7 separate regions of the Homo sapiens genome follow, and regions 2, 3, 4, 5, 6 and 7 are each linked to region 1. Evidence: read pairs that join two places in POLR2A ChIA-PET (ENCODE). Cell type or tissue: CD4-positive, alpha-beta T cell. All regions are shown on one strand.

Evidence for each region. Peaks named below come from ENCODE experiments on the same cell type or tissue, not always from the same donor. Only the 100,000 strongest peaks of a DNase experiment are listed, where the experiment ranks them.
Region 2: POLR2A ChIA-PET joins it to region 1 with 18 read pairs; 23 of 35 experiments call an interaction of 5 or more read pairs at or near these places.
Region 3: POLR2A ChIA-PET joins it to region 1 with 70 read pairs; 22 of 35 experiments call an interaction of 5 or more read pairs at or near these places.
Region 4: POLR2A ChIA-PET joins it to region 1 with 12 read pairs; 25 of 35 experiments call an interaction of 5 or more read pairs at or near these places.
Region 5: POLR2A ChIA-PET joins it to region 1 with 31 read pairs; 19 of 35 experiments call an interaction of 5 or more read pairs at or near these places.
Region 6: POLR2A ChIA-PET joins it to region 1 with 63 read pairs; 21 of 35 experiments call an interaction of 5 or more read pairs at or near these places.
Region 7: POLR2A ChIA-PET joins it to region 1 with 11 read pairs; 28 of 35 experiments call an interaction of 5 or more read pairs at or near these places.

What each region holds. Positions count from the first base shown.
Region 1 is chr3:128,679,230-128,683,229 of GRCh38, reverse strand. No RefSeq gene overlaps it. Among named protein-coding and RNA genes, the nearest start is that of RPN1, 30 kb to the right of the region's middle. RefSeq lists a silencer at 1,854-2,073 and enhancers at 2,134-2,303, 2,414-2,543, 2,018-2,710. In CD4-positive, alpha-beta T cell, CTCF peaks have their summits at 2,129 (motif pointing left) and 2,328 (motif pointing left); a DNase peak (open chromatin) is centred at 2,329; H3K4me3 peaks cover 1,591 bases; H3K27ac peaks cover 1,998 bases.
Region 2 is chr3:128,793,250-128,797,249 of GRCh38, reverse strand. It overlaps RAB7A (RAB7A, member RAS oncogene family), which reads right to left. Exons shown (of 6, transcript NM_004637.6): 2 at 1,830-1,890. The coding sequence starts at 1,882. Among named protein-coding and RNA genes, the nearest start is that of MIR12124, 52 kb to the left of the region's middle. RefSeq lists an enhancer at 3,255-3,404. In CD4-positive, alpha-beta T cell, CTCF peaks have their summits at 1,866 and 2,065 (motif pointing right); DNase peaks (open chromatin) are centred at 2,049 and 2,659.
Region 3 is chr3:128,802,674-128,806,673 of GRCh38, reverse strand. It overlaps RAB7A (RAB7A, member RAS oncogene family), which reads right to left. Exons shown (of 6, transcript NM_004637.6): 4 at 84-302. Among named protein-coding and RNA genes, the nearest start is that of MIR12124, 42 kb to the left of the region's middle. RefSeq lists an enhancer at 2,151-2,270. In CD4-positive, alpha-beta T cell, no CTCF peak of the experiment used is centred here; DNase peaks (open chromatin) are centred at 693 and 2,353; H3K4me3 peaks cover 1,518 bases; H3K27ac peaks cover 3,507 bases.
Region 4 is chr3:128,873,505-128,877,504 of GRCh38, reverse strand. It overlaps ACAD9-DT (ACAD9 divergent transcript), which reads left to right. Exons shown (of 3, transcript NR_186174.1): 2 at 3,804-3,945. Among named protein-coding and RNA genes, the nearest start is that of ACAD9-DT, 3.9 kb to the left of the region's middle. In CD4-positive, alpha-beta T cell, CTCF peaks have their summits at 1,534 and 1,742 (motif pointing left); a DNase peak (open chromatin) is centred at 1,764.
Region 5 is chr3:128,615,769-128,619,768 of GRCh38, reverse strand. No RefSeq gene overlaps it. Among named protein-coding and RNA genes, the nearest start is that of RPN1, 33 kb to the left of the region's middle. RefSeq lists enhancers at 1,590-1,639, 1,355-1,866, 1,660-1,949. In CD4-positive, alpha-beta T cell, CTCF peaks have their summits at 1,751 and 1,952 (motif pointing left); DNase peaks (open chromatin) are centred at 58, 2,018 and 2,938; H3K4me3 peaks cover 1,732 bases; H3K27ac peaks cover 1,894 bases.
Region 6 is chr3:128,786,450-128,790,449 of GRCh38, reverse strand. The region is part of intron 1 of RAB7A (RAB7A, member RAS oncogene family); the gene reads right to left. Among named protein-coding and RNA genes, the nearest start is that of MIR12124, 58 kb to the left of the region's middle. In CD4-positive, alpha-beta T cell, a CTCF peak has its summit at 2,945; DNase peaks (open chromatin) are centred at 1,359, 1,449, 2,359 and 2,979; H3K4me3 peaks cover 1,380 bases; H3K27ac peaks cover 4,000 bases.
Region 7 is chr3:128,729,424-128,733,423 of GRCh38, reverse strand. The region is part of intron 1 of RAB7A (RAB7A, member RAS oncogene family); the gene reads right to left. Among named protein-coding and RNA genes, the nearest start is that of RAB7A, 5.2 kb to the right of the region's middle. RefSeq lists an enhancer at 1,907-2,076. In CD4-positive, alpha-beta T cell, no CTCF peak of the experiment used is centred here; no DNase peak of the experiment used is centred here.

The sequences.
Region 1 (4,000 bases):
TAGCATATTTAATGCCTTCAACAACCCAGAGTGCTATGTGTAATTATCCCATGTAAGAATGCCCTCTTGGCCTGGCGAAGTGGCTCACACCTGTAATCCCAGCACTTGGGGAGGCCGAGGGGGGCGGATCACCTGAGATCAGGAATTCCAGACCAGCCTGGCCAACGTGGCGAAACCGCGTCTCTACTAAAAATACAAAATTAGCCAGGCATGGTGGCACACGCCTGTAATCCCAGCTACTCGAGAAGGTGTGGCAAGAGAATCGCTTGAACCTGGGAGGCAGAGGTTGTAGTGAGCCGAGATCGTGCCATTGCACTCCAGCCTGAGCAACAAGAGCAAAACTCTATCTCAAAATAAATAAATAAATAAAATACAAAAATTAGCGGGGTGTGGCCAGGTGCAGTGGCTCACGCCTGTAATCCCAGCACTTTGGGAGGCCGAGGTGGGCGGATCACGAGGTCAGGAGTTCGAGACCAGCCTGGCCAATATGATGAGACCCCATCTCCCTAAAAATACAAAAATTAGCTGGGCGTGGTGGCACGTGCCTGTAGTCCTAGCTACTAGGGAGGCTGAGGCAGAAGAATCGCTTGAACCTGGGAGATGGAGGTTGCAGTGAGCCATGATTATGCCACTACACTCCAGCCTGGGCAACAGAGCAAGACTCCATCTCAAAAAAAAAAAAATTAGCTGGGTGTGGTGGCATGCACCTGTAATCCCAGATACTTGGGAGGTTGAAGCAGGAGAATCACTTGAACCCAGGAGACAGACGTTGCAGTGAGCCGAGATCGCACCATTGCACTCCAGCCTGGGCAACAAGAGTGAAACTCCGTCTCAGGAAAAAAAAAAAAAAAAAAAAAAAAAGAATACCCTCTTCTCCAGTGCCTGGCACACTAGTAAAGGCTCAGTATGGTTGTTGCTTTAGGATGGAGGACTAACACTTCTTTCAAGTTCAAATAGGCGATTTCCAAACTCAATGCCAATTCTGAAACTGCTACTACTTATTTTTCAGGCAGTGGAAACACCTTTCTGGATGATTCTAAGGCAGAACTTGGCTCAAACTCTCAATGTTGCCACTGTTTTCGATATTAACCCGAAAAGCCTAAGATATACCAAAATCAGAAGAAGCCATTGAGACTATGTATGCTTACAGTAGAAAGGCATTCAGCATCAGCAAATAGGTCGAGTGCCTCCTGCTTCCCAGGCCAAATTTTCTGACCCCCCGCCAACAAAAACTAGCTTTCAAGAGGGCTCAGGCTGTCACAATGATTGGCATTCTTTGCTGTAAGTACTACAGTATTGACCTTGAAATTTTTATCCTTGAAAATTGAGTTTCATGAATGTTTATCAAATGTCTTGGTTCCAGGTTAAAAAAGTCTTTTTTTTTCTATGTGCTAGTCTGCCCTTATACCCTTACAAAAGAACTTGTCTTTAAGCCATAATTTAAATATTTACAAAAAATTTAAAATTAACACCTGTCCATGGTACAAAGCTCAGAAAACCCAACGGTCTTAGATGAAAACTGTCTCCTCCCATCCTTGTTCCGTATCTCTCCATTCCCTTCCTTAGGCTGGGCGATCGCTATTACCATTACCGCTATACTATGCTTACACATTCATATCTTCATTTATGTGGGTCTTCTTGTTTAAAAACACAAAGGCATATCTATACACATTTTCCTGTGCTTTGCTTTCTTTCACTTAATTTATCTCAGAGCTGGTTCCACATTAGTACATAAACTGCAGCTTTGCTCTTTTTAACGGTGGCAGGCCATTCCTCTGAAAGATGGCCTGATTTATTTCACCAGTTCCTGGTTTTGCGGCTCAGGATGGGAAAAAGGAAGTCTGAGTGAATCGCGTTGAGGTTACTAGGAATTGCCATGCTGCCCACCTCCCGAAGTGTTAGGAGGTAACATCTCATCGTCTCATCGCACTCCAGTGGAGTGTCGCGAAGTTGCAACTCGGCCCCAAGGCGGCCCGCACTTCCACCCGCACACAAAGGCAGGTCGCAGCCCCGCACGCGGGGACAGGGCCAGCAAGGGGCGGGGACCCTCGGGGCCGCCGCCTCCGCAGCCCCGCGTGTGGGACCCTGGGGCGGGCCGCCATCTTGTGGTGCGGCCGCCGCCTGCCAGGAGACACCTAGCAACTCCGCAGCGGCCATCTTTTACAAGAAACCTTCGCTGCAACCGCTGCGTCACATCACCGCGTCTCCCAGGGACAGGAAAGCCTCTCCGTGTTTGGTGAAGCTTCAGGGGAAGCAGTCATCCTGTCGTCGCATACGGCAAAATCCTCCATTGCCGTAGCCGTTCGGCTGACGTGACAAGGGAGGTGCAGGCCAACACGGCGACTCCGCGCCCTCTGGCGGCAGTGCCGGAGCAGCGGCGCTGTCTTTGACCTATCCGGCATTCGGCTTCCGGGACCGCTTGGCGGCTGTGAATGCAGAGCTGGGGCGACGTGGGGCTCGCTTCCTGGGACTGGGTGTGAGCTTGCGCAGTGAGCCATATGGGGGTCATGGCCTGGCGTGGGGGCGTGGCCGGGTGGGGCCGCTGGATTTGGTGCTGGAAAGCTAGGGAAGTAGTCGTGCGTTTAAGAACGGCCGGCCGGCGGGGTGGCTCAAGCATGTAATCCCAGCACTTTGGGAGGCCGAGGCGGGCGGACCACGAGGTCAGGGGTTCGAGACCAGCCTGGCCAACATGGCGAAACCCCGTCTCTACTAAAAATACAAAAATTAGCCAGCGTGGTGGCGTCTGTAGTCCCAGCTACTTGGAAGCCTGAGGCAGGAGAATTGCTTGAACCCAGGAGGCAGAGGTTGCAGTGAGCCGAGATCGTGCCACTTCACTCCAGCCTGTGCAACAGAGGGACACTCGTCCCCCCCCAAAAAAAAGCCCGGGCTGGGTGGCTTACACCTGTAATCCCAGTACTTTGGGAGGCCGAGGCAGGCGGATCATCTGAGGTCGGGAGTTCGAGACCAGCTTCATCAACATGGAGAACTCACCCATCTCTACTAAAAATACAAAATTAGCTGGGCATGATGGCGCATGCCTGTAATCCCAGCTACTCAGGAGGCTGAGGCAGGAGAATTGCTTGAACCCAGGAGGTGGAGGTTGCGGTGAGCTGAGATTGCACCATTGCACTCCAGCCTGGGCAGCAAGAGTGAAACTTTGTCTCTCTCTCTCTTTCTGTCTCTGGCACATACACACACACACGCACACACACGGGCCTCCTGTGGTCTCACTTGGTCCTCTTTGTGACAGTGCCATTGTTACCATTTACAGAGGAGGAACTGAAGCTCATGGTTGAGCCTCTCACTTGCCCACTTTGCCAAACCCTGGTAGGGATGGGATTAGAGGCTCCTTTTCTTTCGTGAAATGAGACAACGATCTGGGGGATCGTTGGAAGGATTAAAATGAGTATTCAGATTACAATGCTGGATTCTTAATAGTGTCCTCTGTTAATAATAATAATAATGTAGTAGCAACAGTCACGTAGTCTTTACAGTCACAGGTGCATGTGTGTAGATGGGGTTCTCTCTGTATTAGCCAGGCTGGTCTCCAACTCCTGGCCTCAGGCTATCTTCGCACCTCTGCCTCCCTTAGTGCTGGTATTACAGATGTGAGCCACTACACCAGCCTGCAGTTTTTACTACAACTCTGTGAGGTGATTAGTACTAGCATTCCCATTTGACAAATAAGGACAGTGAAGAAAGCAGAAGTAACTTGGCCAAGGTCACAGAACAGCCATAGCAATTCCTGGGTGGTGTGGAGTGGAAGGCTCTGGCCTTAACTGCTACACATTGTCTCTGGTAACAAGGCCCTGCCTGAAGTATATTCCGGCTTCTAGAGGTTGCAAGGAAATGGACCACTCATCAGTTCTTGCAGCCTCCTTATGATCTACAGTGGGACTTCGCAAAGGCAGGCCTAGTAGGAAAACAAAGAGAAGAGGGTTGGAAGAAGGGAAGGATTGGGGCTCAGAAATTATGAGGGAATGGACTAGAAAGGATAGAA
Region 2 (4,000 bases), 110 kb before region 1:
TTCATATTTGTGTTAAAGAACCTGGAGGTACCTAGACAGCCGAAGGCAGTGTTTTCCAACCCAGACCATCTAAGCCAGAATCTACAAGGTGAGAGGTGGCAAAACCTGGAATCGAACAAGGGCTTGGTGAGACTTTTTGCACAAGTTTGGGGAAGGCAGGCCTAAAAGCACTATCTTTCCATCCCGACGGGGATGGAGTTGCGGGGTAGGAGAGAGAGCACAAATCTAGGCCCTAGCCCACTGGTCTGGGGCTGGGCAAATGCTAGCGAACAAAAGGTTCTTCAAAGGCTGGGCATGGTGGCTCAAGCCTGTAATCTCAGCACTTTGGGAGGTCGAGACGAGTGGACTGCTTGAGCCCAGGAGTTTGAGACCAGCCTGGGCAACATGGTAGAACCCTGTCTCTATAAAAAATACAAAAATTTAACCAGGAGTGGTAGCACACACTGGTGGTCCCAGCTACTCTGGAGGCTGAGGTGGGAGGATGGCTTAAGACCAGGAGGTTGAGGCTGCAGTGAGCTGTGATTGCACCATTCACTTTAGTCTGGGCAACAGAGCGAGACCCTGTCTCTCACACACATACAAAAAAAGGTTCTGCAGGTGATTCAAATAAGCCAGTCAAGACAGAAAAACCTCTGGCTTTTCAAAGGAAGGGCAGGGGACTTTGGAATAAAGAAGCATACCTGCATTTGCTATTGTTGTTATTTTTAAAAATACATAAGCTTCCAATGAGTCAAAGCTTTCATGGGTCCCTTCAGATGCCAAGTCTGAAAAGCCTACCACAGAATCTTTTTATTTTAAGAGTTGGGGTCTTGCTCTGTCACTCGGGCTGCAGTGCAACGGCATGATCATAGCTTGCTACAGCCTCAAACTCCTGGGCTCAAGCCATCCTCTCGCCTCGGCCTCCCCAGCAGCTGGAACTACAGGTACGGCACCTGGCTAAATTTTTTTTGTAGAGACAGGTCTCCAACTCCTGGGCTCAAGCAATCCTCCCCTCAGCCTCCAAAGCACTGGGATTATGGGCATAAGCCACCTCACCCAACCTACCACAGAATCTTAAGAGCCATTAGAGTTAGCTACATGGTTAGTGGCACATCTAGAATCAGAACCCAGTTCTGCCGTCCCAGGCTCTTTTGCAGATAGATCTGAAGCAGGCACAGCAGCAGGAGGATACTGTATGGTGCACTAAGAACGCACATCTGGGTCGGGCGCGGTGGCTCACGCCTGTAATCCCAGCACTTTGGGAGGCCGAGGCAGGCGGATCACGAGGTCAGGAGATCAAGACCATCCTGGCTAACACGGTGAAACCCCATCTCTACCAAAAATACAAAAAACTAGCCGGGCGTGGTGGCGGGCGCCTGTAGTCCCAGCTCCTCGGGAGGCTGAGGCAGGAGAATGGCGTGAATCCGGGAGGCGGAGCTTGCAGTGAGCCGAGATCGCGCCACTGCACTCCAGCCTGGGCGACAGAGCGAGACTCTGTCTCCAAAAAAAAAAAAAAAAAGCACATCTGCTACGCCAGATGCCAATGGCAATACATCTACGTAAGGAAGACTCCCCAGCCTGGCCAGCTTGGAGAAAAGGGATTCCATGAAAATGCCTATCCTTAGTTGAGTTCAAATAGCCATCCGTTCCCCATAAAAAATCATGCTAAAAACTAGAGAACAAAAGGTTATATAACAAGGGATCATCTAAATTTCTGCCGTGGAGGGAAACATGTAAGGCCCTAAGCCTCACTATGAAAGCAAGAAGTGGCAGCACGGACAGTGTGGGCTCCACAGCAGAGAGGCTTAGCTCTAAGCCAATCTGTTAGCTCAAATTCATGAGTAACTTACCCAGAATCTCCCAGGATGATAACCTTCAGCAACACTTTCTTCCTAGAGGTCATCCTTCAAACTAAAGGGGGAAAAGGAGAAATCACTGTGAGTGTGATGGAAACACCAAAACAAAACACCTCCCTTGCACAAATGTCTGAGCAGCCCCAACAGTGCAGGGCCCTGAACCTTCCTGCTAGGTATCTTCCTTCCACCAGGGGGCACTGATAAAAAACAGTATCACTCACCAAAACTCTGGACCCAAGAGCGAGGCAGAACAGCACAGCAGGGCCATCCTGCCCCTGCAAGCTGTTGGAGAGAATGTATTCTCTCACTTGGGTGGTGGATCAATTGAATGGATTGGCAATTTGAACTAATGCTCCAACTTACTCAACAGCTTGGTCCTTGCTTCATTCAGGTCGCTGCTTCAGTATCACTTTCTCAAAGAAGTGACCGCTTTATTTAAAGCAGCATAACCCCTCATTTGCTCTCTATCCCGTTACTCTGCTTGCTTTTCCTTCAGAGCACTTACCACTAATTGACATTTTTATGTACTATATTAATCTAGTCTATCCCTTTTCTAACAATCTCCATGAAGACAGTTTTACTCCCCACTGTATACTCAATGCCAAGTAGAAATTTATTAAATGTTGGGTACCGTCTGAATACTTGACTCTGCAGCTCTAGTGACTACTCTTTTCCAGAAAATCTTTCAGGCAGCCTTGTCTACTCATAACCAGAAGATGTGAAAAATGCCTGATCTCTGCTCAACTGTCTTCCAGGACTTGCCACAGCATGGTCTATCTACTCATCAAGACAGGGCTCCTGCTGTAATTGCCTCTCATTTGCCAGGGTATGACTCAGTGACTTCCAGAAAATGAATGGGACTCAGAAGAACTACTTGTTAGTTTCCTCTTTAACCACCTACCTTTTGAAGGCAAGGCTGACAGCAGTGCCTATAGTGGGAGTGACTTAAGCAGCAGATATGAACCCAGGCCACAGGGATTTCTATTCTGGTTTTGCCGCTTATTAATTTAGCTATATGACCTTGAGCCAGTCATTTAATTTCTCTGTTGGAATAGGGAATATAGAGATGACAGCTCTTATGTCCTAAGAATGCTGTGAAGACTGAATAAATAAAATGCTCAGGACAGTAACTAGAATACAGCAGATGACTAGTAAATACTGGCCGCTACCATCTTAAGGTATGCCAAATACAGAGATGAGTAACAGAACACAGAGTCCAGAAGACAGTGAGAGAAGCAGCAGGTTACAGCTCCTAGGCAAGGTAATCCAGCTATCCCTCTCTTTCCAGATGCTTGGCTGTCAATTGTTCTCTTTCTCAAGAGGTGGTATTACACCCAAGACCACTAACTAAAAGGAAATATCAGACCTGACTACTGTCCTAAAGGGCAGGATTTGCTAAGAAGGCCTACGCTCTTGAAAGTAACCATCCTCGATGGCTTCAGAGTCTGTTTCTGGCTACAAGAACAGTATGGGAATAGGAGCCAGACTAGAGGATGGTTTGCTAGGCACACACCCCAGGTCCCATGACCTATGCAGAGGGTCAAGCTGTTTCTCTGCCAAAAGCCTCATGCCCATGGCTGGACTGTGAAGACACGGTATCTCAGCCCACCAGCATTCATCTAGAAAGTTCTTACTAGTGCTAGTTAGGGGCAGTATAAGATGACTTGGAGTTCTGTCTTCCATCATAATCAGCACTGAGAGGTATACCCCAAACTATCCATTATATGTGGAGCCCCACTATTCCCCTACCTTTCTCCCCAGGGACCGCTTTGACTGGTCAAAGTTTAAATGTCACACTCTAAGGTCTGGTATCATATTTCAAGATAGAGATCAGATGATGATAATGGGGGCAAGTTTCAAATAGAAAGAAGGGGAGGCCAAGGTAGGCAAATCATGAGGTCAGGAGTTCGAGACCAGCCTGGCCAACATGGTGAAACCCCGTCTCTACTAAAAATAGAAAAGGCTGGGCACGGTGGCTCATGCTTGTAATAACGGCACTTTGGGAGGCCCGAGGTGGGTGGATCACAAGGTCAGGAGTTCAAGACCAGCCTGGCTAACATGATGAAACCCTGTCTCTACTAAAAATACAAAAATTGCTGGGCACAGTGGCTCATACCTGTAATCCTAGCACTTTGGGAGGCCAAGGCGGGCGGATCATGAGATCA
Region 3 (4,000 bases), 120 kb before region 1:
GAGCTTAGCAGAGAACCCTCCAAATTCACAAGGCCCCTGGGGAGCAGGTGTCTGTGACAATATCTATCATCGTTGGTACTTACTTGTCTGTTTTCGAGGTCAATCTTGTTTCCCAACACAACAAATGGGAAGTTTTCAGGATCTCGGGGACTGGCCTGGATGAGAAACTCATCTCTCCAGCTATCTAGGGTTTTGAATGTGTTGGGGGCAGTCACATCAAATACCAGAACGCAGCAGTCTGCACCTCTGTAGAAGGCCACACCGAGAGACTGGAACCGTTCCTGTCCTGCTGTGTCCCATATCTGTGAGAGACAAAACATTCATTCCTTGGGAGAATGCTAGGCAGAGCACCAGGAGCATGTATGCAAGGGGTGCCAGAAGAAATAGGCTAGATTGTGGGGCCACCCACAAAGACAAATGACACCAGACTTCAGGAAGCAAATTTCAGCACCAGAGTATCTGAAACAATCCTCACAAATATTGTGATTAAGTATGTGTCTGTCTATAAGCGAGTGACATTGAGTCCAATCTCCAGGGTGCTAGAAATTTCTTATATCTTGATCCAAGTAGTGGTCACATGTAGGTAAGTGTGTAAAATTTGAACTATAAATAAAACTTAGGTACTCTGGGAACTTTCTGAGAGCAATGGAAATATAGGGAAGTGAGGTGATGACTCACGAATGATACAGTTCAATAGGGAAGTGAGGTGATGACTCACGAGTGATATAGTTCAATCTATGCATTTTACTGTATGAAAAGTTTGCCTAGCCAGGCACAGTGGATCACCGGAGGTCAGGAGTTTGAGACCAGCCTGACCAACATGGAGAAACCCTGTCTCTACTATAAATACAAAATTAGCCAGGCATGGTGGTGCATGCCTGTAATCCTAGCTACTTGGGAGGCTGAGGCAGGAGAATTGCTTGAACCTGGGAGGCGCAGGTTGCGGTGAGCCAAGATCGTGCCATTGCCCTCCAGCCTGGGTGATAAGAGCGAAACTCTGTCTCAAAAAAAAGAGAAAAGTTTGCCTAAACAACAAAAAAGATTAGCATGTTATATTTCATTTGTATTATACCTCAAAAAACAAAACAAATGAAAAACTCTTGACAAAAAGAGATCAAGAGAAAGACAATGAGAACACACACCAGAGTAAAGATTAAACCAGGTACTACCGCCCAGCTCTAAGCTGGTCACCTCATTCACTGCCATGCTAGATTTAAGAGCAAGGCTGGGTATACTTACTGCCCTAGATCCGTAACAGGCACTCAAACAGAGCCGGACGAACATGATAACAACTCAGATATAAGGATGAAGGGCAAAAAAGACAAATTTATTTCTAATGACTCCACTGCCTCTCGGCAGGCTAGGGCACTAAATGCTCCCTTGCCCAGATACAATAAACAAAGTCCACACATGTAGACTAAACAGGATCGGGACTGCTGGTGGTACTCATCCCTGTGCTCTCCTGGTTCTCCAATGTTCTACATGGAATATGTATGCATCTCTGTCAGTGGAGAAGTGACCCCATTCTCAAACAAACAAACAAACAAACAAACAAAAGAACACTTGGCATCCTCCCACACAGGAAGGAGTTCATGTCTTGTTCTAGTCATATGCGCGGAGGTTTTCTGTAGCTGAAATCCTAGACTGCACTCCTAGACTGCACATGTGATACTCTCCACATTCTCCCAAGTTCCTCCCCTCTACCCCGTCACGCACTAGGGCACTCTGGCAACAGCAGATGGGGTGACATGGGAGAGCAGGTTCACTGGACTTTACTGCTGCCCAACAGATTTAGTGAACCATCGATTCCTATTTTTAAGAAAATATTGCTGACAATTTCCTATCATTATAAACAACTCAGCAATGAACATTAGCATAGAGAGCTTTCTCTGTATGTCAAATGGCTTTTTTCAGATAGACTCCTACAAGCAAAATTACATAAGAACTCTGTTACTGTTAGGTGGAACCAATTCATCATCTGGAACTCAGATACACAGAGAAGGCAAAGTAATACATCAAAAAGAAGTCAACAAGTTGACGGGTTCCTAGAAAGTTACCAAAATTAATTTAACTTTGAATTTACAAAAGTAAAGGCCATATTTATCAAAACATCAACAAGTACAGTCCTATGGCTGACTGTGATTTTTAAATTTTTTAATATTTTAATTGAAATTGTTAACAGCGACCTGGGTTCTTGGAATCTTCCATGATAGAAATCAAGAGAGATCACCAGACACAATAGCAAAGAGAAAGTGAAAGTGTATTAGCTTATGCATAGTGAGCTAGCACTGCAAAAGGAAAGGGGCAGCTGTTCTCTGAAAGCAGTGTGGGAGTTAACTTTAAAGGGCTTTCCTGTGGGGAGGGGTGATGTCAGGATATGTATATAGGAGGGGTTTTTCTAGTGCATGCACAGTGGCTAAACATGCTTCTTCAGAAATTGCGTGTAGCACTAGCAGGTTAAATCTCCATCCTGGGTGTGACTTTTGGCATTAAAATGAGGAAAAGGTAACTATAAGTTGAAGTTGAAGTCTAACTGCACATGCTGGGGGCGGGGGGGGGCCCAGGGAGGTCCCTAGCCCCATGAAGCAGGAACTTGTGATAACAGTTTCTCGGGGTTTTTTGTTGCTGATTGTTTGGAAGTTAGGTAAGCTACAGCTTGAGTAAGGGGCTTTTATTCTTTTTCTCTAGACCACATCAAAACAGGAAACCAGCCAGCCTGCTTGTTTCAAAATGTTTTGTTTTCTCCATTTAAAATTATACCCTTATAACTGTCTACCCAATATTCTGATGTGACAAAAATTAACACTGTTATTTTTATCCGTTTTTTCCAAGAGTTAACCCTTCCCTCATTGCATTTTCTTCCTTCTTCACCACAAGTAAATGCTCCTGAAGAGATGCCTTACATAAACATTATCATCCTGTACAGCTTTTTGCAACTTGTCTTTTTTCATTCCCAAAAGTTAACAGTTATATAATATTCCACTGCTTTAATAGACTCACTTAGTTCCCCAGATCATTTGAGTTATTTGCAGTTTTTCACTCCCCATGCAAGGCTGCAATGATAACTCTCATTACAACTCTCTCATAATGTCCAGAGATAAGTTTCTCTAGGCCATACACTCAGACTCAGAACTCTGGATTGCTGCATATGTCTATGTTCAACACTGGGGAGCAGAGTGGCAGTTTCTACTGAAAAGGTTGTACTCATTACTACACTCCTACCATCAACCAGAGGCTGTTCCACTCCCTATATTCTAGCATCCACCAGGTTACCTACTGCTTGGATACTATTAGGCATTATCATCTTTGTCACCTGCTTGTGTGGTTTGTTCTTGTTAGTCTGGGAATCTTGTTATTTACATGTTTAATGTAATCTATTAATCAATCTTCAACATTTTATGATTTGTACTTTCTGTATTTTCAAATGCCAAAGGTGAAAAGTATTCACTATTTTCATTTTTTAAGTTTTCACTTTGTATTTTTTCCACCTTCAGGTCTTGAATCCTCTGGTTCCCCCAAGCTAGAATGTAAAGCCCTGTCCTGGTCCCACTTATTTACCCTACTGGCTGAGCGCAGTGGCTCATGCCTGTAATCCCAGGACTTTGGGAGGCCAAGGTAGGTGGATCACCTGAGGTCGGCAGTTCGAGACCAGCCTGGCCAACATGGTGAAACCCCGTTTCTACTAAAAATAAATACAAAAAATTAGCCAAGCGTGGTGGCAGGCGCCTGTAATCCCAGCTACTTGGGAGGCCGAGGCAGGAGAATTGCCTGAATCGGGGAGGCAGAGGTTGCAGTGAGCTGAGATCAGGCCACTGCACTCCAGCCTGGGCGACAGTGAGACTCCTGTCTCAAAAAAAATAAAAAATAGGCTGGGTGTGGTAGCTCACGCCTGTAATCCCAGCGCCGTGGGAGGCTGAGGCGGCCAGATCATGAGGTCAAGAGATCAAGACCATCCTGGCTAACATGGTGAAACCCCATCTCTACTAAGAATACAAAAAAT
Region 4 (4,000 bases), 190 kb before region 1:
GTTTCAATTTTGAGCTGCTGTACTTTTTTGCCAAACAAATGTAGTCAAATCAGTCAAGTACTCTGTTAATGTGTCAAATGTTTAGTGTACACAGGTCTCCCTAAATCAACCAAATGAGAAATCCAGTGGCACAGAATTTTACAAAACAAAAATTAGAAAAATGTTAAGGCATAGTTTCTAATTGCTCCAATAGAGTATAGCAGAAGAGTTTTGCTGTTTCACTACTATACTAGTTTCTAAATTCAGTTTCCTCATCTGTAAATATGAGTATGATACCCTTTATCTCACAGGACTTTTAAAAGGTTTAAGTAAATCCACATGAAAGCACTTAGCACAGCAAGTGATAAAAATGACAATAGTTACACTTTGATCCTTCCATCTTATATTTAAGTATTAGCCTCTGAGAAATATGATGTTGTTTTAAACAGTTTCCCCTGTTCAGTGTACTAAAAGAAAAACTTCAGCTGAATTAAATTTAAAGGAGCTTAATTGGCCGGGTCGGGTGCAGTGCCTCATACCTGTAATCCCAGCACTTTGGGAGGATGAAGTGGGCAGATCACTTGAGGTCAGGAGTTCGAGACCAGCCTGGCCAACATTGTGAAACCCTGTCTCTACCAAAAATACAAAAATTACTGGGCATGGTGGTGAGTGCCTCTAATCCCAGCCACTCGGTAGGCTGAGGCATGAGAATCACTTGAACCCGGGAGGTGGAGGTTGCAGTGAGCCAAGATTGCACCACTGCACTCCATCCTGGACGACAGAGCAAGACTCTGTCTCAAAAGAAAAAAAGTTTAATTGAGCAATCGATTCAAATCAGGCAGCTTTCTGAGCCAGAGCAAGCTCAGACACTCCAGCACAGCCATGTAATGGAAGATTTATGGACAGCAAAGGAAAGTGAGGTACAGAAACAGCTGGATTGGTTACAGCTCTGCCTTGCCTTATTTGAACATGGTTTGAACAGTTGGCTACATTTGATTGGCAAAAACTCTGTGATTGGCACAAGTATAGGCTACGGTCTGTTTATGCCTCCACTTATAGTTCACAATGTGCAGAAAACCTATAAGCCGAACTTAAAATATATAAGGAAGCAGCTTTAGGCTAAACTTGATTTAACAACTGTTTAAAATATCCTCATGGTAGTTCTGAATGTCTCCTCACATCAATACAACTGATTCACAACATAACTTAACAGAAAGTGAACATTCTTTAGCCATAATGTTAGTGTTAGCATAGCAGAATCCTTGACTCTGGGTATGAGGAACATTGAGTAGAAACTACTGCTTGATCCCTTACTATTAAAGCTGAGGCTGAGATTGGACTGATTATTTTACAAGCCAAAGACCACCAAACCATCAAAAGGTAGGAGAAAGGCTTTCCTGCAGATGCTGCTGCAAAGACCTGCCCCTTCCACCTTACACCACCATCCCCAAGGGCCTAGAGGCCTCTGCCTAGAGCTGGGGGAAGAGGAGACTGCGAAGAACGATCCCATCTTTTAAAAACCGGACAGAAATCACGGATTCCTTCCACTTACATTCCCTTGGGAAGAACTTAATTTGGGGGCAGGGGCTAGGAAAGGGAGTGCCTGGGCAGAAACGGTTTTGACAAGCGTTCGTATCAGGACAATTTGGGAAAACCCAGGTGAGTGATTACTGAGTGACCCTCGACTCCGGTGTTTTGACACCAAAATGTGCAAGGCTTCCTCTCTGATTCTTAAACATCTCAGGCCATGCCGCTCCCATGTCACCCTCTAGTGGCCTGTGGGCTTCCTTGCCAGCTGAGCCCTAGCCCTACCCCCGCCTTTGAGGTTCCGCAGAAATCTAGCTGCAGGGTGACTTCCACAGGTCTCACAACCCAGCCAATAGTAACAGCTAGGTTATTAAACACACCATCCTCTTAGAGGTGAAAGGCTTAGCCTTGGGTTCAATTCATTCAGCTTTAAAATGGAGCTAGTGATTTGTCTCACTTGAAGATGTTGTAGAGCCCAGTGAGATATGTAGTGCATGGAGATTGGAAGGTACTGTGCAGCAGAGGACATGGACAGTGCAGGCTCAAGAAGATCTTGTGACCTTGAGCAAGTCACTTTTCCTCCCTGTTCCTCAGTGTGCTCATCTACAAAATAGGAGTAAACACAGTAGCGTTTCCCCCTTCCTAGGGGTGCCTTGTTTTCAGCTTGGCTGAATGTTGGCTGATCCTGTATCACAGAAGTTATTCCCTGGCTTCTCTTTGGAACATTCCTCTGAGGTTGTCAGGCTGATCCCTTTATAGCAAGCAACTTTACAGATGCAGAAGCTAAGACTCAGACTAAAAGCAGCTTGCCCTGCTAGGAAATGCAGAGCTATGTCTTTAACATATGGGAAACCCTTTTACCCAGGACCTGGGGCAGTGTGGTGCTCTATCCTGGGATCTCCTGCCTCCCAGCAGCATGGCGAAGAAAGAACACAAATCTTTCAGATCTGTTTCCATCTTTAAACCTCTGGCACCACCTGTCCTGCCCTGCCCTTTCTCTCAGCTGTCAGCTTTGCTTCCCATTCCACTGGGAAAATCCATGCAGTCAGATGAGAACTTCACAGGCACAGTTACCCCCTCCCCCTGCATATGTGCCCACATTATCTACATTCTGTTACTATGAACTGTCTGCTCCTGGCAAAACCAACCTCTCATTAGACCCCAGACCTTCTCACTTACTGAAGGGTAATTTCCTTTCTCTGCATCATTAACTGTTCTCTCTAATGGATCTTGAGCCCTTACCATTCAGGCGTTTGTCCCTAATGGCCATGGAAGTCAGTAGTGACCTCTCTGTTGTCAAATCATGTGATCTGTTCTCAGACCTCATCCTACTTGGCCCATCTTTGGCATCTGACACCGTTCATCCTTCCACCCTGTTGACACACTTTGTTCTCTGGTTTCTGAATCACAATTCTCACTATACTCTGAATGTTCTAAATACTTCACTGGCTGATACTTCTGTGTCCATTGCTGGTTCCTTCTTGGCTCCTCAACTGCTAAACACTGGCCATGTTTTTCACTAGCACAGTTGGAGTTGTCTATGGCTCAGAATGTGGACATTTCTTTTCCTCTACAACCATCCCGTGGATGACCTAATTTAGTGTCCTGACTTTAACTACCATCAATATCCTGATGGCTCACATTTCTCTTGCAGCGCAGATTTTCCCCTCAACTCTAGTTTTTATATCTGTCTTTGTACTCAAAAGCTCCATATAGAGATCTAATAGGCATCTAAAAGTGGCATATGCAAATCTGAGTTCCCCATCCCACCCAGTCCTGTTTTCCCACAAGTGTTCTTTATCTAGTTAATGGCGACTCTTATTCCACTTGTTCAGACCGAACATATGCGGTCACTTGTGTCCCCTCTTATTCTCCTAGTCAACATCCAATTGAGCAGCAAGTCCAGTGCTCTCTGCCTTCAAGTTAGTTATATTGAGAATGACCACTTTTAGGCCCCTCCTCTGATACTACATTGGGTCAAGCCAGTGTCATCTCTCAGCATTACTGGGACTTGGGTTAATTAGGTAAGATGAAACATGAAGGATTAGAAATAAAGGCTGAATACAGACTTAAAACCAGGAATCCAGACTAAACACTCAAACATGGAGTCCATCGTGGCCCCAGGGCCTTTGCGCTTGGCATTCTCTCCATCTGGAACACTCTGCCCATTGCGTTAGTTGTTCTCTAAATGCCTTCAGGCATTCTCAGAAACGTCCTGACTTTGTCTTCCTTCATGGTACATGTCATCACCTGCCTGTGTATTGTTTCCTTATTTTTTTCTCTTTCTTTCCTACTAGGCTGTCAGCCCATCAGAATGGAGACTTCTGCCTGCTTCTCCCCTTGGTGTGCCTTGGTTTCTGGAACAGGCCCAGCATGCAGTGGGGTCTCAGTGAATGTGCACTGAAGGAGTAGATACTGGAGAGCACAAACACGTATCAGGTGGTGAGAAGAATTGCTCCTTTACTATTTATTGACCCCTATTATGTGCTCAGCC
Region 5 (4,000 bases), 63 kb after region 1:
GACGTGGCTTATGTCACAGAATGGAGTAGTGGAGTGAGGCCTCCATTTTTGTAGTTTTTGCATCCTTCCTGTGAGTCATGTTTTACTCAGCATCAAGGAAACAGTGATGAGCAAAGCAGAGATGGTTCCTCTCAAGAGGCAAGGGATTGAAAGGTCATGTGGGGAATCGACAGTGCCAGTGAGTGCCAGGCTTTCTGCCCCTCTTTCCTCTCTGCAGGAGTTCGCTCCCTGTCTCCACCTAATGAATTCCTGCTCAGCCTCAGGATGTGTTACTTAAGGTTACTGTGTCAGGGAGCCATCCGTGGCCTGCCACACTCAGTCAAGTCCTGTGGTACCCTCTCGTTTTCCTTTGTACCTCTTCTCCACCTCATATACCACGGTTGGAATGTGTGTGATTACTGAACTAGCTTCAATAGGGCAGGGGTTTTGTCTTTTATGCTCATCTTTATGTTAACAGCTAGGTGTTCAGACCAATCTATGACACGTAGTTGGGTTATTGAATGTTTGCATGAGTGGCTTACAAACAGCTTAAATATTGGCAGGTGGGTTGAGGGATTACTGGGGAAGTCTGTAGAAGACCAGTTGTGAGGAACTGATGCTGAATTCTGTTTCAGACATGGCAAAATGGAGGTGCTCGGGACATCCAAGTGGGAGTGTCCCTGGGCAGGTGGATATTCAGGCCTGGAATTATAAGGTCTGGTGTGCAAGTGGTAAATGTGGGGCTGCCGGGCCTAGACATGGTTATGGAAAAGGTGAGAAGGAGGCTGTGGGAGGGGACAGTGCCTAGGAAGGGTATAGAATAAGAAGAGATCCAGAACTGAATATTAAGACGACAAAGTAATAGTGGCCACCTGGGTTGACAAAGACCAGGACTCTCCTTACCTGGGACGAGAAAGACCAGGACTGTGGTGTCATGAAGCCAAGTGGAAAAATGTTTCCAGGAGTGAACCATCTGAGGCTGAAGAGACCGAGCAGTGCCTTTTGGCTGTAGGAGTGGATCACTGAAGCCTTTTACCCATTGGTGACTTGAGAACTGTGTTGGTGTGGGGATGGGAATTGGACGGAAGTGAGACTTAACTTTGAGTCCTGACAAAGCATTTCGCAAACAGGCTGGGAAAGGGATGAGTGAGGGCCTTCAGGAGGCTGTGCTGCTTGAATGTTCTACTCTAAGGTTGGGGACACCAAGTGTGTTGAATGCCATTGGGAAAGATCCAGTTGAAAATGAGAAGTTGAACATAGGGATTAGGAGATTGTGCAGGGGGAAAATGGGGGATCCAAGGACAGTGGAAGGATGGGAGGAGCAAGAAGGAAGACCCTCCAGAGTCGTGCTCTGCAGTCGGATCCCTGGATGGAAATCCCAGGCCTGCCGCTCTCTGTGACCTCAGGCAAGTCTTTCCGTGCAAAATGGAGTAGGGCTGTTACCTGCTTCCTAGGATGGCTGTGTGGGTCACATGCTGTCATAATGCAAGGTGGCGTATAGCAAATGCTTGTTAAACAGCGACGGTCTCGCCGAGCTCTGGCCTGAGCCGGGGGCAGAGGGTTGGTCCTGTCCTGGGGGTTGGAAGCCGTGGAGGCCACGTTTAATCAGTGTTCACAGTGGTGTGCCCGTGGACCTGGCCTCACGCACGCCCGGCCTTGGGAGCCCCTGCGGGAGGGTGCATACCCTGACCTGCCCGAGAGGCGTCTGCCGCAGCCCCTGCTTCCCCTAGGGAACCCCCGGGCGGCTGTGCCTCACGGAGGGGCCCTGCTTTACCGCGGCTGCATACCACCTCGGGCCATTTGGTCAGCTGCTTCACCAGCTCTCTTCATCCTCTTACTCTCCCTGAATCTTTTTCTTCGTTTTTTGGAGCAGTCAGAAAGCTTGGCCGAAATCAAGATAACTCGCTGGGCCCGCGTGCAGATTGGTGGGCGCCCTCTGCTGGGCCGGCGGGCCTCTCGCAGGCCTGAGGAGCGAGCTGCGCCTGCGCCCTGGTGTCCCTTCGTAACACTGCGGCACGTCACGAGGCGGGCACCGGGGAGTATGGGCGAAATCGCAGGCGCAGACGGCGGGCTCGGGCTAGAAAAGTCGCGCATGCGTGGGGCTAATTTAAAGGCGGCGCGGCTCCAACAGAACCAAAGCCAATTCTCCGGCTGTGGCGCCACCTACGGGTGTGGGCTCGTAAACGGCCTCCTCTGGCCGGACTAGGACTGGGTCTGGGGTCGGCGGGCTCAGGACCACTGGGCTGCTGAGGGGCTTAGCCATGGGGACCTGGGCTCTCAGCTGCCCTGGAAAGCCACAGGGCTAGCTGGGCTGGCCAAGGCCGGTGGCTCCCCCAGCATCCTGTGGTGGGTGCATCCCTGGGCCCAGTGGGGCATCCGGTGCTGCCCTCCCCACCTACGGGCTTACATCCTTTGGTTGCTGGGACAGAGCGCCCTACGCCACGCGCAGCCCTGCGCTTCCCTGATCCTCGGTTTCCCCAGTAGTAAACAGGGCCTCAGTTTCCCCCTTGTAAATCTCAGGGAGGAGGTGAAGTGGGGCCCTAGGTGTAAAGCCAGGTTCAGGCTGGGCATCCCTTGGCGCAAGGTGACATGCCCCAGACACCTGACACCTCTCAGTCTCAGACCCAGCGTACTTTCTCTGTGGCCCTCATGTGGCCGTATAGGAGTGGCCCACCCACTCCCACTCCCATTCAGATCCCCAGGCCACAGTGCCTTTTGTCCAGCCTTGGCCAAGATGCCTGACCCTAGTGGCCTGGCCCTGGCTGCTTCCATGGCTGCAGCTTTGGGATGTCCCTGTAGTCATAGGTGGCCTCATGGCAGTCCCCCAGCCTTGAACCTGGACCCTGGCTCAGGGAGGGGAAAACACGGCTGAAGAAGGGCTGGGTGTCACTTTCTCTCTTCCATTTGTCTTGGAGGCTGTCATGGGAGAAAACCCCAAAGGACCCAGTGCGCCCTCACAGTTTCACCACAAGTATCCTGACCGGGCGTCTGGTGCCGAGCTGATAGTGCAGGCCCCGGCCGCAGCCCCGCCGGAAGCCCATGCTGCCAGCGGTTGGGGGCCGCAGGCTCAGACAGGAAATGCCCCCGAGTGTACCCCAGGGCCCTCTGCAAAGGCCTGATGCTTTGGATGAGGCCTGGCGCCATTTTGAAGCTGGGCCTGACTCTGGGACTCTGGCCTGGTTCTGGGGCTGGTGGCCTGGGATCTGGGGACTGCTTTGTCACCTGCCTGGGCAGGTGTGGGAGATGACAGGGAGGGAAGAGAGAACCTTCAAACTGGGCTAGACCTGAAGCGAAAGCTGAATGATGCAGCCTGTCCCCTACCATGGCCAACCCCTTCATGGTGCCCCCAGCCCAGCCCTTTAGGGTCTCAGCTTCCATCAGGCCCTTAGTTCCATATGTGGTGTGACAGGCCCAGGACTAAATGCAGGGGACACAGAAGGGAGCAGACAGCAGAAGTGCTGGGCATCAGGAAAGGCAAGTCAGAAGGTAGGGCCATCAGGAGGGTCCATCGCAGCATCTGAAGGATTTGCTTGTGGGGGTTGGTGGGGAGGGAGGAGCCCAGACTCCTTTTTTGACTTCCACTCAGGGGATAGAATCCAGAAAGATTTAAGACGAGTGTCTCAGTCTGTTAAGGCTGCTATAACAAAATACCATAGACTGGGTAGCTATAAATAGAAATTTGCTTCTTACAGTTCTGGAGGCTGGGAAGTCCAAGATCAAGGCACCGGCAGATTTGGTGTTGAGAGGTCCTGCTGCTTGGTTCAAAGATAGCACCTTCTCGTGTCCTCACATGGTGGCAGAGATGAGGGAACTCTCGGATGTATCTTATAAGGGCACTAATGTCCATTCATGAAGGCTCTACCCTCATGGCCTAATCACCTCACAAAGGTGCCACCCTCTAATGCTTCACATTGGGGGTTAGGTTTCAACATAAGAATTCTGGGGGGATGCAGACATTCAGTCTGTAGCAGTGGGAAGGACAGGAGCCTGTTCAAATGCTGATGGGAAGGAAGGAGGTAAC
Region 6 (4,000 bases), 110 kb before region 1:
CTTATACTTAACTGTGACTCTTAGAGGAGCACATTACCTTTACACTCAAACAGCCACCTCCACTTTGGAGAAAAATGTTAATCTGTTGATTTTTTCAAATCAATTTCTGATGACAAAAATCTCCACTCATCATGTAAGACAAATTACATTTAAATGCAGATTTTCATCTTCACTCAGGGCTGGCTAAGCATTTCAGAGTTGTTGCAAATGGTACTAAACAGCTGATACTAAGAATTCCACATCTTCTTTCACCAGGACATTGATGGCTTTAAACTGGCAAAAGTTAAAAGGTATATTTTTGTACTTAATGTTCTCCCAGATCAAGAATGGGACACTTGTTTCTAGAAAAGAGCCAGGGGCCAGGCGTGGTGGCTCATGCCTGTAATCCCAGCATTTTGGGAGGCTGAGGTAGGTGGATCACGAGGTCAAGAGACTGACAAATCCATCCTGGCCAACATGGTGAAACACCAGCTATACTAAAAATACAAAAATTAAGCTGCGCGTGGTGGCACGCGCTTGTAATCTCAGCTACTTGGGAGGCTGAGGCAGGAGAATCGCTTGAACCTGGAAGGTGGAGGCTGCAGTGAGCCGAGATCACACCACTGCACTCTAGCATGGGCAACAAGAGTGAAACTCCATCTCAAAAAAAAAAAAAAAAGCCAGGAACAAAACACACTAAATGCAACTTTTGCTACAAGAAGCTGCCCAAGCAGAGTTAGCTTCAAAATGTCCAAAAGCAATTTCTGCTTTTGTTATCAATTTCTATTTCCATCTTCATGGATTTCTGAAGACTGAAATTATTTTTTAAAAGCCTATGGCCAGGCATGGGTGACTCATGCCTGTAATCCCAGCACTCTGAGAGGCTGAGGCGGGCAGATCACTTGAGGTCAAGAGTTCGAGACCAGCCTGGCCAACATGGTAAAAACCCATCTCTACTGAAAATACAAAAATTAGCTGGGTGTGGTGAAACACACCTGTAATAACTACTCGGGAGGCTGAGGCAGGAGAATCACTTGAACCCAGGAGGCAGAGGTTGCAGTGAGCCGAGATCGCATCACTGCGCTCCAGCCTGGGCAACAGAGCGAAATGAAGTCAAAGATTTAAAAAAAAAAAAAAAAAAAAGGCTACAAAGTTTGAAATTTCTAACTGGAAAACAGTTCTCTAAAGCACCGACCACTTCCTCTCACAGGAGAATCTGCAGCCAGCAGAGTAGAAAGGAAGAAAGAGTTACATAAGATCTCTGAGACCTGGTCCTTCAAGGAAAGCATTTTAGATAACATCCATTAATCCATGTATATATTAATATCCTCTAAAAATTTTCTAGAATAAGGTATATTCATAACACATTTCTTTCCTTCTGCCACCAAACCAAACCTCACCAGTGTGCATCGGAAGAAGCTCCTCAGAGCGAAACTACCAGTATTGGTACCAGTATTTGAACGATGAAACAATTCTTTCTTTCAAGTACAATGTTTCTCATAACAAATCAAAAGCTGGCATCTTCCTTTATTCGCCTGCAGTCATCACCTTCTTCATCTATGCCACAGAAAAGCCAAATGGCCACATAAGCAGACAAAATAAGGAAACATGAGCAGGTAAAAAGATCAAGAAAAATATTGTTCAAGGGCTTGGGTGGGCAGAGGTCGGTGGTCAGAAAGAGGTTAACCAGGAATACACAGGGGTACCTAGGGGAAGGGCAAAGGACTGCTATGGTGAAAATGAGGACAGCAGGGAAGGGCTAGGAAGTTGGGGGTCAGTTAGCAATTCGAAAGTCTGAATTCTTGCAGGTAGGATAACAGCTCACGTGGAGGTGAAGGCTTTATGGTGTTGCAGGAATTGAAAGCAAAGTATAGTAGTACCCACTTATCCATGGGGGGTAGGCCCCAAGACCCCCAGTGAATGCCTGAAACACAGCAAGTACCAAACTTGTCATCCGTCAGGACACATTGATGATGTTCATGTTTTCCACCTACAAATTTAATGCTTTTTCCATTGTAACTAACCACTCATCATATACTGTGGCTTTTACCTTTTGCAGTATGAGGTGTCACAGCAAAATTAGCATGATTTTCTTTTTCCTTCTTCACAATTTCAAAGATAGAAAATATGTTCTCACAAATTTTAGCAACCTCGGCATACAATTTTTTCACTTTCCTTATTAAGTCAACAATTTTTACCTTTTCACTTCAAGAGCTTCTCTGTGGCATAACCAAATTGCCAGCATCTTGTGCTTTGGGACCATTATTAAGTCAATTATGAGTTACTTGAACACAAGCATTGCAACATTGATGTGATAACCAAGACAGCTACTAAGTGACTAACGGGCAGGTAGCATCTATGGTGTAGAAACCCTGGACAAAGCGATGATTCACTTCCTGGGTGGGATAGCACAAGCTTCATCAAGCTAATCCAAACAGCACGCAATTTAAAACTTATGGCAGGGTGCAGTGGCTCATGCCTGTAATCCCAGAACTCTGGGAGGCTGAGGCAGGAAGACTGCTTAAGGCCAGGAGTTTTGAGACCAACCTGGGCAACATGTTGAAACCCAGTCGCTACAAAATATTTAATACATTACCTGGGCATGGTGGTACACTCCTGTAAGTCCCAGTTACTCGGCAGGCCGAGGTGGGAAGATGGCTTGAGCCCAGGAGTTTAAGGCTCCAGTGAGCTATGATCGCTCCACTGCCCTCCAGCCTGGGTGACAGAACAACCCTCTGTCTCAAAAAGCAGACAAACAAAAAGAAACTTAAGAATAGTATTTCTATAGTTTCCCGTTTAATATTTTCAGACCACGATTGACTGCAGATAAAGAGGATTACTATATCTGCAAAGCCATCAAAACAACAGTGTAAAATGCAGGAGATGAAATTGAACCAGGTGTTCATCACATCCACAGTCAGACAGCAACGAAGTGGCAGAGCTGGAATTACCAGGAGTGTCAGCCCAGGTCCTACCATGCCATTTTGCAGTACCAGCTCTCACCCAAAGGAGGATTCTGGCTTGTGAGGGCTGGGACTTTTAACAAGTCTTTTATGGCAATTCAGGCATACACACCAAGTTTGGAAACCACTGATGTGAAGAGTCTACAACTACTGTTCTGATTTACATGTTGTGCCCGATCCAAAACCGTAATGATAGCACTAGATATTTGAACAAATGCTAAAGGTTCAACAAAGCCATGACAGTTAAACCAATTAATGTTCTATAGTTTGTTAACATTTTTAGTTGGTTGGTGTTTCCAAGTTGCCTGTCTGCAACAACTGGGTCCTAATCACAGTTGGCTTTTCTGCTCCCCTGCACTGTTCCCACCCTAACTATGGTATCAAATTGTAGAAAACTCAGGAAGGTACGAAAGAATGAAGACAAAAAGCTACTGACAATTCCATCTCCCAGAAGCAATCACTATTAGTATTAGAGTATATGTCTTTCTAGTTTTCCTTCAAATGGTTGAGGTTATATACCATGTATAACTTTGCATCTTGCTTTTTCTATATTAAATATCTTCCCATGTTATTAACATTAAGGTTGCATGATATTCAGCACATGGATAATCTCAAAATTTCCCTTGCTGCTAAGTATGCATTGTTTTCAATTATGATGAGATGAACCTACATATACACTCTGTCAGCATAATCTGATCAGACTCACAAATGTTTTAATCACTCGGCATTTCTTGGATTAGTAGAATACATTTCATCCATGTGTCTCTCATTCTGCTGATGGTCTTTGCCTACCCTGCCTACTAGAATGTGACTTATTGCACATATGATCTAAATATAGCACTGGGAAGGAAGCATCATAGGGATACAGAGTTCGGAAGTAGCAGGCTTCTGAGCAGATTCCAAAGTAACATTCCACACTTTCACCAGCACGGAACATGGGTAAATGTCTCTCTGTCCATCTCATTTTCTTCCAAGACTTCATGCTCTGTATATGACCATTAGAGAAGACCCAGCAGTCATCTTGCCCTCAAAACTGATTGACTTCAAGGCTCAGAGTG
Region 7 (4,000 bases), 50 kb before region 1:
ACATTATGATATATCACATAATACTACTGAGCAATGGAAACTCCAGTTACAACTGTACACAACAACACAAAGTCTCACAAACAACACTGAGTCAAAGAAACCAGATACGCAAGAATACACAGTGTATGATTCCATTTACACAAAATCCAAATCAGGCAAAATTAGTCTACAGTTCTAGAAATCAGAAGACTCACTACGCAAGCATCAGGGCATCGATGATAATGACTTAAAGGAGACTAAGAGGGCCTCTGGGTTTATAAAAATTCTCTAAGCCGTCCACTTATTTGTGCACTTTTCTGTATATATGTATGTTTACTAAAATACAGAAATGATAAATTACTTGGAAATACAGGCAACAATGTACTTATCCAGTGTTACCATGGCAAATAAACCTTACTCTGGAGCTGGATGCATCAGGTTCCTCACTCGTTACCAACAAACATTTGAAAAATACAGCTATTCCTATGATCCCCAGCTTCTCATCATTCAGTGTCTACTAGGAGAAGTATCACAGGTCACATCACCCAAGAGTATCTGGTCTCCTCCACAGTTAAATTCTCACATCATTTTTGGGGAGAGTTCAATTTCTTTTTTCTTGAGACAGGGTCTTGCTCTGCCACCCAGGCTGGAGTGCAGTGCCACGAACACAAACCACTGCAGCCTTAAACTCCTGGAATCAAGTGATCCTCCCGTCTCAGCCTCCCACCATCTGGAACCACAAGTGTACCACCACACCCACCTAATTTTTTCTTTTCTTTGTAGAGATGGAGTCTTACTTTGTTGCTGAAGGTGGTCTTGAACTCCTGGGCTCAAGCAATCCTCCTGCCTTACCCTCCCAAAGTGCTGGGATTACTCCTCCCAAAGTACTGACCACCATGCCTGGCCAAGAGTTCAATCTCATTAAAGGAAGGTATGAAAGTATACATTCAAAGGAAGAAAATAACCAGTTAACACTTTGGTCTTCCTCGGGGTAGTGAATCACAAATTTTCCTTCTTTATATTTCTGAATTTTCCTAGCTTTTTTTTTTTAACTGAATAGTTTAATAATCAGCAAAAAAGACGTATCATTTTAAATAAAAGGTAGTGGGCCAGGCGTGGTGGTTCACGCCTGTAATCCCAGCACCTTGGGAGGCCAAGGCGGGCGGATCACAGGGTCAAGGGATTGAGACCATCCTGGCCAACATGGTGAAACCCCATCTATACTAAAAATACAAAAATTAGCTGGGCATGGTGACGTGCACCTGTAGCCCCAGCTACTCAGGAGGCTGAGGCAGGAGAATTGCTTGAACCCGAGAGGCGGAGGTTGCAGTGAGCCGAGATCATGCTACTGCACTCCAGCCTGGCGACAGAGCTTGACTCTGTCTCAGAGAGAGAAAAAAAAAAAAGGTAGTGGAAGAAAGAGACACTTTTTTTTTTTTTTGAGATGGAATCTTGCTCTGTCGCCAGGCTGGAGTGCAATGGCACGATCCCGGCTCACTGCAAGCTCCGCCTCCCCAGTTCAAGCGATTCTACTACCTCAGCCTCCTGAATAGCTGGGACTACAGTGCATGCCACTATGCCCAGCTAATTTTTATATTTTTAGTATAGACGGGGTTTCACCACGTTGGCCAGGATGGTCTCTATCTCTTGACCCTGTGATCCACCCTCCTCGGCCTCCCAAAGTGCTGGGATTACAGGTGTGAGCCATCGCCCCCGGCCGAAAGATACACTTTTACAAGGGGTGAAATGTCGTGGTCTTTAGGGCACTAGCATATAATGGAAAGGCAGGATGGTACATCAGAAAGAGCACTGAACTGAGTTAGCAGACCTAGACTGACATTCCAGCTGAGCCACCTGAGCATACAGCCTCAGCTATTTCAGGCAGATACACACAACAGTTGTGAGCACCAAATGAAATCACATGTAAACTACAAATACCACAGAAACATTAAAAAGCATTTAAAGGCAAATGTGTAGGAAGGTTTCTACAAAATGTTATCGCTTTTTTAACAACCATTAACATGGTGCAGGTCAGAGGATTTAAGAGTGGGTTTTAAATGACCCGCAGTTATCTCAGGGATCCTCATATCTGTAAGTGAACAGAAGAACTGTTGGTAGGCTGACTGAATACCACATATAAGGGACACTATTTTTCATAAAGTCTATGCTTGGTTATTTAAGGTTAATTCATAGCAGCTTTGTAATTATGCACTCTCAAATAACTCAAACTACAAAGCTTATTCAATGGAAACCAACTTTTTATTACACTTACATACCAATATTGGAAATCAATGATGTAACTATTTACTTCACTAAGTAACTTTTAAAGGACTCCTGATCTGAGATGGTTAATGCCCAGCAGTATGAAGCAAAGCTGGAAAGGAAAGGCTGAGGGAGAAGAGAGAACTTCCTTTCCTTTATCTGGCAGCAGCCACACAAGAAGGACCAACTAAGAGACAAGCAAGGCTGGAGAATTCCTAAACTGCCCTTGTCCCAGGCTCCCCTTAAATAGGCTCCCTTGGATTTGCTTGGTCCCAACTGTAGACAGTCCCAGGACACCAGAAGTGGACAACAGAATCAGGCAAACTTAAATTTCTCAGCAGTGATGCCATCACCAAAACAGAGACTCCAGGCCCCATGAGTTAAGTACTGCATCTTCAAGCAAATGAACAAGGCCAATGCTGTAGGTCAGCATTGGAACCAACTCCCAAGCTTTCTTCCTCCCACAAGGAGATATTTTGCAAGTAGCTATTCTTAAATATGTTTTTGTAATCACAGCCTGGGATACTAAAATTGAAACTGGTAACAGACACTGCTAAAAAACTTGTTTTGATTTCACTCGCCACATCACTTTTACCTCTGATTCACAAATCGCAGTGACCACCACCATTAAGAAATGTTTTAAAAATAAGTTTTAGGCTGGGCATGGTGGCTCACGCCTGTAATTCCAGCACTTTGGGAGGCCGAGGCGGGTGGATCACGAGGTCAGGAGATCAAGACCAATCTGGCTAACACGGTGAAACCCCGTCTCTACTAAAAATACAAAAATTAGCCGGGCGTGGTGGTGGGTGCCTGTAGTCCCAGCTACTCGGGAGGCTGAGGCAGGAGAATGGCATGAATCTGGAAGGTGGAGCTTGCAGTGAGCTGAGATGGCACCACTGCACTCCAGCCTGGGCTACAAAGCAAGATTCCGTCTAAAAAAAAAAAAAAAGTTTTAAAACACAAACTATTTTTCTGTCTTTAATGCCATATGGAGTGTGGGGAAAAACAGAATAGAAGATTTAAGAGCAAATAACTGAAAAGATCAGCATATTGCAAAAATGTTTCTGCAGCAAACTGCAGACAGAGAAGCATAGAGAACTATTAGATAATATTAACAGATAAGCATGTGGTAACACAAAGGAATGGATGCCTGAGAATACAATGGTAGCCTTCCTTACATGAGAGGTAAGAATCATCAACAGCAAGCCAATAGCCAAAAAATAAGGGGGGAGGCGGGGAGTTCATTTCTCGAGTTTCAGTCGCCTTCAGAAGAAGACATTTAATGCCAAGGGGAACCTCTGTTTAGCCTTATTCAGGAGGACTTCTAATCCTTACCTCCCCAGGAAAAGCCTGCCTACAGCTCCAAGTCCAACATCTGGTCAAATCTATCTCAGCTGTATTTGTTGAATTAAATGAATGGGGAGATAAATACTTTATCATAGGAAAAACTAAAATATTTGTGTCAAATGCCAGAGAGGAATGTGCATAAGACAACTGTCATATTTGCGTGGTCTGTGTTTGCTACATCTTTGTTTACAAAGTCTAATGCCAAAGTAAGAGCAAAAACGTTATTAGTGAAGATCCCTTTGAAGACTTTTTTTTTTTTTTTTTTTGAGAAGAAGTCTCGCTCTGTCGCCCAGGCTGGAGTGCAGCGGCATGATCTCTGCTCACTGCAAGCCCTGCCTCCTGGGTTCACGCCATTCTCCTGCCTCAGCCTCACGAGTAGCTGGGACTACAGGCGCCCGCCACCACGCCCGGC